Linked DNA regions of Mus musculus: region 1 is linked to region 2. The links are chromatin loops, found by intact Hi-C in ENCODE. Cell type or tissue: left cerebral cortex. All regions are shown on one strand. Links, peaks and the distances in the headings refer to the core of each region. The heading gives the core; the rest is flanking DNA. Region 1 has its middle 700 kb from the start of 4930524C18Rik. Region 2 has its middle 290 kb from the start of 4930524C18Rik.

What was found. A loop is a pair of places that touch in the nucleus more often than their neighbours do. Peaks named below come from ENCODE experiments on the same cell type or tissue, not always from the same donor. Only the 100,000 strongest peaks of a DNase experiment are listed, where the experiment ranks them.
Region 1: it touches region 2 in a loop (2.0-fold over the local background); 2 of 42 quality-filtered maps call a loop at or near these places.

Annotation. Positions count from the first base shown.
Region 1 is chr14:114,135,336-114,138,258 of GRCm38, forward strand. No RefSeq gene overlaps it. Among named protein-coding and RNA genes, the nearest start is that of 4930524C18Rik, 700 kb to the right of the region's middle. In left cerebral cortex, for the core only: no CTCF peak of the experiment used is centred there; a DNase peak (open chromatin) is centred at 1,221.
Region 2 is chr14:114,542,432-114,545,354 of GRCm38, forward strand. No RefSeq gene overlaps it. Among named protein-coding and RNA genes, the nearest start is that of 4930524C18Rik, 290 kb to the right of the region's middle. In left cerebral cortex, for the core only: no CTCF peak of the experiment used is centred there; a DNase peak (open chromatin) is centred at 1,738.

The DNA of each region.
Region 1 (2,923 bases), core at 232-2,731, 410 kb before region 2:
ATGAGAAGACCAGGAGATAAGTGACACTGAGGTAGACGATATGAAATTCACAAAGGACCAGTAAAGAGTCTTTTTGTAAAAGAATAAAAAGTAAAGAAAAAGAAATTGAGACCTAATAAGACTGTGAAGATGACAAAGACCCCTTCAGGAAACTTCTAGGTTTTCTATTAGTAGTATCTGTATGGCTTACTCCTCTTTTGCTATTTTAAAACACCCTGACAAAATCAACTCAAGGCAAAGGATGCTGTTATTTTTATTAGTTTTTTAAATCACAATTCAAAGTTTCACCCATCATAATGGGAATAGGTAGGCAGGGGTGCTGACATAAGCTTTTAATTCCTGAAATTGGACAGAAGCTAAAGACAGGTAGATCTCTGTGAGTTTCAGGCCAGCCTGGTCCACAGAGGAATTTACAAGACAGCCAGCAATTCTCAAACCAAACAAAACAAAGCAAAACAAACAAACAAAGAAAACAATAAATCAAAACAAAATCTAAGCCAAAATCAAAAAAAAAAAAAAAAAAAAAAAAAAAGGAAACAAAACCAAACAATGAGAAAAGTTCAGTATCCTCAGTAAAGAGGAGGTAGACTGATTCTTGTGACTGATTCGTGTACTCAGCTCTCTCTGTCTTCTTCAGACAGGCTAGGACCCAAACCCAAAGAATGACCCCAGACAAGATCAGTCTTCCCACTCAATAATAGAGTCAAGGTATCTGTCATAGACGTTCTCACAGGTGTGAGATGGAGTTTCTGAGATTATCCTCCAGAGGATTCTGCATTCAGTAGATTCTAGGTCCCATAGACCAAAATAAGGCATAAAAGAAAATCTGTTTAAAATGTCTTCCAGTTCAAGTTGCCAAGTGTGATGATATAAATGTGGTAATTAGGGTGTGCAATGGAAAAACGACTGTGCCATCTACTGAGAGAATTAGCTAACTTCAGGTCACCAGCAGGCATTGCTCCAATGCCTATTCAAGATGAATTCCAAGCCATGTTGGCTTTGTTTGTTTGTTTGTTTTTGTTGTTGCTGTTTTCCATAGCTCATGGTTGGTGTAGGGTCTGTAAGAGACCGTGAGCAGAGGATACTGTCATGTGCAAAGTTGTCAGTAAGTCTCTCAGGATACACAGGAAAGTGGAAACCCATTTTCACACAAGCATCACATTGCTTGGCCTTGCTTTTATTATGAGTCATTTGACTCTTAAAGAGAAAAGGATGTGGGAGAGTGGTCACAGCCACTGTTACCTTAGTTACCTAAAGGGGACAGCTCAAGAAAGCAAGCTGTATTTAGAATTGTGTAGGTGGGTGATTATCTCTACCATTGAAAAGTGAGCTTAAATTAAGCATTAGCCAACTGTAAGAACAGACGCCTACACCTACCGAGAATGTCATCAAGAAGCAATAGATGATACCCAGGAGAGAAACTGGTCATCCAAAAGTTGGTTGTCTTGTCTTGTCTTGTCTTGTCTTGTCTTGTCTTGTCTTGTCTTGTCTTGTCTTGTCTTGTTTCTTTTCTTTTCTTTTCTTTTCTTTTCTTTTCTTTTCTTTTCTTTTCTTTTCTTTTCTTTTTTCTCTTCTCTTTTCTTTTTCCTCCCTCCCTCCCTCCCTTCCTTCCTTCCTTCCTTCCTTCCTTCCTTCCTTCCTTCCTTCCTTCCTTCTTCCTTCCTTCCTTCCTTCCTTCCTTCCTTCCTTTCTTTCTTTCTTTCTTTCTTCCTTCCTTCCTTCCTTTCTTTCTCTCTTCCTCCCTTCCTTTTTTGCTTTCTCTCTTTTGTTTTTTCTTGCTTGATTTTTTATTAATTTATTATTTTATGTGCATGTACAGGATACATGACTAAACATATTTATACAAGTGTGCACACACATTTGTGGCAATGTATGCATATATGTGTGTACATAATGGCCAGAGATTAATATCAGGTGGCTTTCATTTTTTTTCTGTCTTAATTTTTGAGACAGGATTTCCCACAAAGAGAAATCCCTGATTTAGATAGACTGTTTGGTGAATGATAACCCAGTATAAACCTGTCTTTGCTTATTTATCTCTGGGAATATGCCACCACATCTGACTTTGTATGTGGGTGCTAGAAATCTGAACTCATGTCTTTGTGCTAAACATAGAAGCTTAGCAGTGCATTTGCTTCCTGAGACCTGGCTCACTGATATACAACATTTCGTTTTCTAGTTATGATAGGAATTGTATACCATTGAATCTCAAAAATATGGCTGTTTAAAATGACATAAACAATTCCAAGTTCACTTGGTATTCCAACATCCCAAGTTAGATAGGGAAAATCTCACAAGCCACATGCCTAGGCAAAGAATTGCAAGCGTTAGCAATTAACAACTGCTAAGAGAGTGAGAGAAAGAAAGAGAATTTGTTTTATCCTAAGACGATACTCAATTGACTATCCAAATCCAAGTAGTCAGCCCTTGAAAGCTATATATGCAGACAACAATAAAGAAGGTCAGTATGTTTTATTTATACATTTTCATAACATATTGCATATTTATATTATATATAATATTTATGACAATAATTATTAGAAGAAGCAGAAAAATTTGGGGAAACCTGGCATGTGAGGGGTAAGAGGAAAGAAAGGGAGGGGCAAGTGTTATAATTTTAATTAAATAGCAAAAGATAAGTCTCCTTACTTGTTTCTTCTTTGCATTTCTCATTGAGTTATTATTTTTATTTTCTGTGTTAAAGTGTCATTGTGTCTATAAACACTGAAATCTCATTCTGCCATCTTTGATAAAAAAAAAAAAAATCCTGCCTCATGCTTCATTCTTTTCATTAGAAGGAAACCACTTTCAGGATTTTCTCAGAATTTTCTCTTTGTTCTTATCTCCAAGGTGCTTTTTCATATTTCATTCTATATACCTATATGTGCATATAGAGGTATAATTTATTTGCATGGTAAATGCT
Region 2 (2,923 bases), core at 247-2,746:
AATATAGAGCTAAACATGAGAATTTAAAATTTATACTTTACATAGACCACATCTGATGCACTCATGCATATTATTTTCCTTTTGAAAGCATCTTACTGTGACTAAACCACCCATCAAAGAAAACACATGGTGGGACTTCTGTTTCTAGCAGCATATGTAGCAGAGGATGGCCTAGTAGGCCATCAATGGGAGGAGAGGCCCTTGGTCTTGCAAAGATTCTATGCCCCAGGAAGTAATAGTAGTTCCTGGCTAGGGCCAGGAAGTAGGAGTGGGTGGGTTAGGGAGCAGGCAGAAGGGAGAGGGGATAGGGGATTTTTGGAGAGGAAACTAGGAAAGGGGATAACATTTGAAATGTAAACAAAGAAAATATCTAATAAAAAAAAAGAAAAAGAAATCATCTTACTGACCCCACAATTTCTTCTCCACGTTAATTGATTCTAAGACTAACCGTAAGGGCACATTATACAATCTTTTAAAACTTTTCTTTTTGATCATAGAAACCATCTCAGTGTCTGGTGTACTTGTGTGGCTGCTTCTTCCCTCACAACAAATAATTCCCTGTATGCCTGCAGTCCTGTGGCTAGATGACAGAATTTTGTATACGATAGAAATTCAGTAAATATGTGAAATAAATTGATCACACCATTCTGTTGTGTAATGTCTTAGGATAGCTCTCTATTGCCTTCTGCATTTGACTTATTAAAGCTAACAAAGGCCTCTGCATCTCTCCAGGCCAGTGTTGTGGGCTTCCTCCCAGTCATCACTTCACACTTCCTGAAACCCATCGACAGAGAACAAGTCAATTGTCTTGCACTTTCGCACTCTGTTTTGTTCATGCTGTTTTAATCTGTCTTGAATATCTGCTTTCTTATTTTTTCTTCTGACCTGGCCAGTTTCTTCAAATGCCAAGGCCAAAAACAGCTACCAATTCCCTTCTACCTTGTTTGCTAAATATGTTTTCCCCCATTTATTGGCAGTAGCCCTTTGTATATCTATTTTGAAAGATCACATGGATTTAAAGTTGACCCATGACTTGCTATAGGCACAAGAGAAAGAAGAAGGAAGAGTATTTTTCTTTCTAAGTGTGTTATTTTATTGAAGTAAAATCCATAAAGGATCTTTTTCTAGACACTTTCAGGATGTCTCTGTTGGACAAAGCAGTGTGAAGAGCACAAATCTCAAATTCAGGTGACAATTCTGTCCCCATCTTACTTCCTCTCTAGCTGTGACTCCTGGGTAATGTACACAGTGTTTAAAAGAATTCCCTACCACACTGATCAGTTCCATCATACCTCAAGCCTTAACTCATTTGTTGTAGGCTTAGATTTCTCAATCCCTACTTTTATTGAGGGTTCTTAAATGCCTTAACCTCCCTTCTAGCCCATCACCCACCAGGAGTGGAAAGAAAAGGTTAATAGGACAAAGGAGGATGTGAACATAGTTAGAAATAGTACTTTAGCATGAATCCAAACTGCATTGTCAGGATATCTGTAGTTCGGCAGCTAGATCCTCTCATAATCCTCATTCACCAGTCATTAATGGTAGTTTGTACCCGAAGAAACCTTGAGGTTCTGTCAATAGGGCCAAGTCTGCAGAAGTGGCAAGAAGCTGCCAGAACAGAACCAGAAGTTCTTTGGCTCATTTCTCACTATGAAGTCACACCAAAGATACCTAGCAAAGAATGTCAAGGCAAAGCTATGCCAGAGCCCCATCACTGTCTGTTGAGTTATATTTATACCTTTCCTAAACATCACGGGTTCTCAGGTTCCCTCAAGCTTCCACTCTAGCAAAACATCACATGCTCTTTTTTCCAGGCTGCTTCCAGAAAAACTTCACATGTCTCTCCTCACTGAAACATGTGTCTGCTTAGGCAAAACATCTTCTTATAAGACAGATTCTAGAAAAAAAAATCACATAACACAACAAGCATCCAAAGAAACAAGAAATTTTCACTTCAATCTGTCATCTCCAAAGGGTAACAGTGGAAATTATAAAGTGCCAGTTTCTTTATTGAAAGAAGTGATCAAGTATGCAACCCATTTTTAGTCATATTCCAATAGATCCTTCTTAAGAATCGCTATGGCTGTCTCTTCTGTTGTTAGATGCACACACACACACACACACACACACACACACACACACACACAAATGTAATTTAGAACTCACACTGAAGTCAGATGGCAAATCACAGCTGTGCCACAGAAAATGGACAATTTATTTAACCTGTCTGCACCTTAAATGTTGCATGAACTCATTCAGAGGATTAAGAAACCAATATGAATAAGGTATTTGGAGCAGCCTCTAGCACACAAGACTTCTAAAATATTAATTACCCATTATTATTCTTATATTTTAGTTTAAATTACTATCACTTATTTCATTATATTATGTTAAGAGACATATTCCATATGCAATTTTTATAAAACCATAACTCAAAATCACTGAAAGAAAGGGATTATACCCTGGGAAAGAAGGATAATAAAATATAAGAGGGATTTGCTGCCCATTCTTCCATAATACAGGATTCACCATTTTTCATCTGCTTCCTTCCCTTTTGGGGTTTAATATTAGCTTGTGTTGTGTTGGGAGTTTAATTACCAACTGAGCTAGAATCACCAGAGAAGACAGCCTCAAGTGTAGAACTATCTAGATCAGGTTGTCCAACAAGAATGTCTGTTAAGCACTGGCTTGATTCACACAGACCATTGCAAGTGGCAGATTTGACCCAGCAGAAGAGCACAGAAGAAAGCTGGATGAAAGCAAGCAAGCAAGGATTAATATTTCTATTCTCTCTCTTCTCTTGGTCCTGGGTATTAATCCTTTAAGCTCCTGTTTAACTTTAAGATTGTGGGCTATACCTTGGAATTGTGAGCTATACCTAAGCTGAATAACTTATCTCTCTCATTAAGTTGCTTTAGGGCAA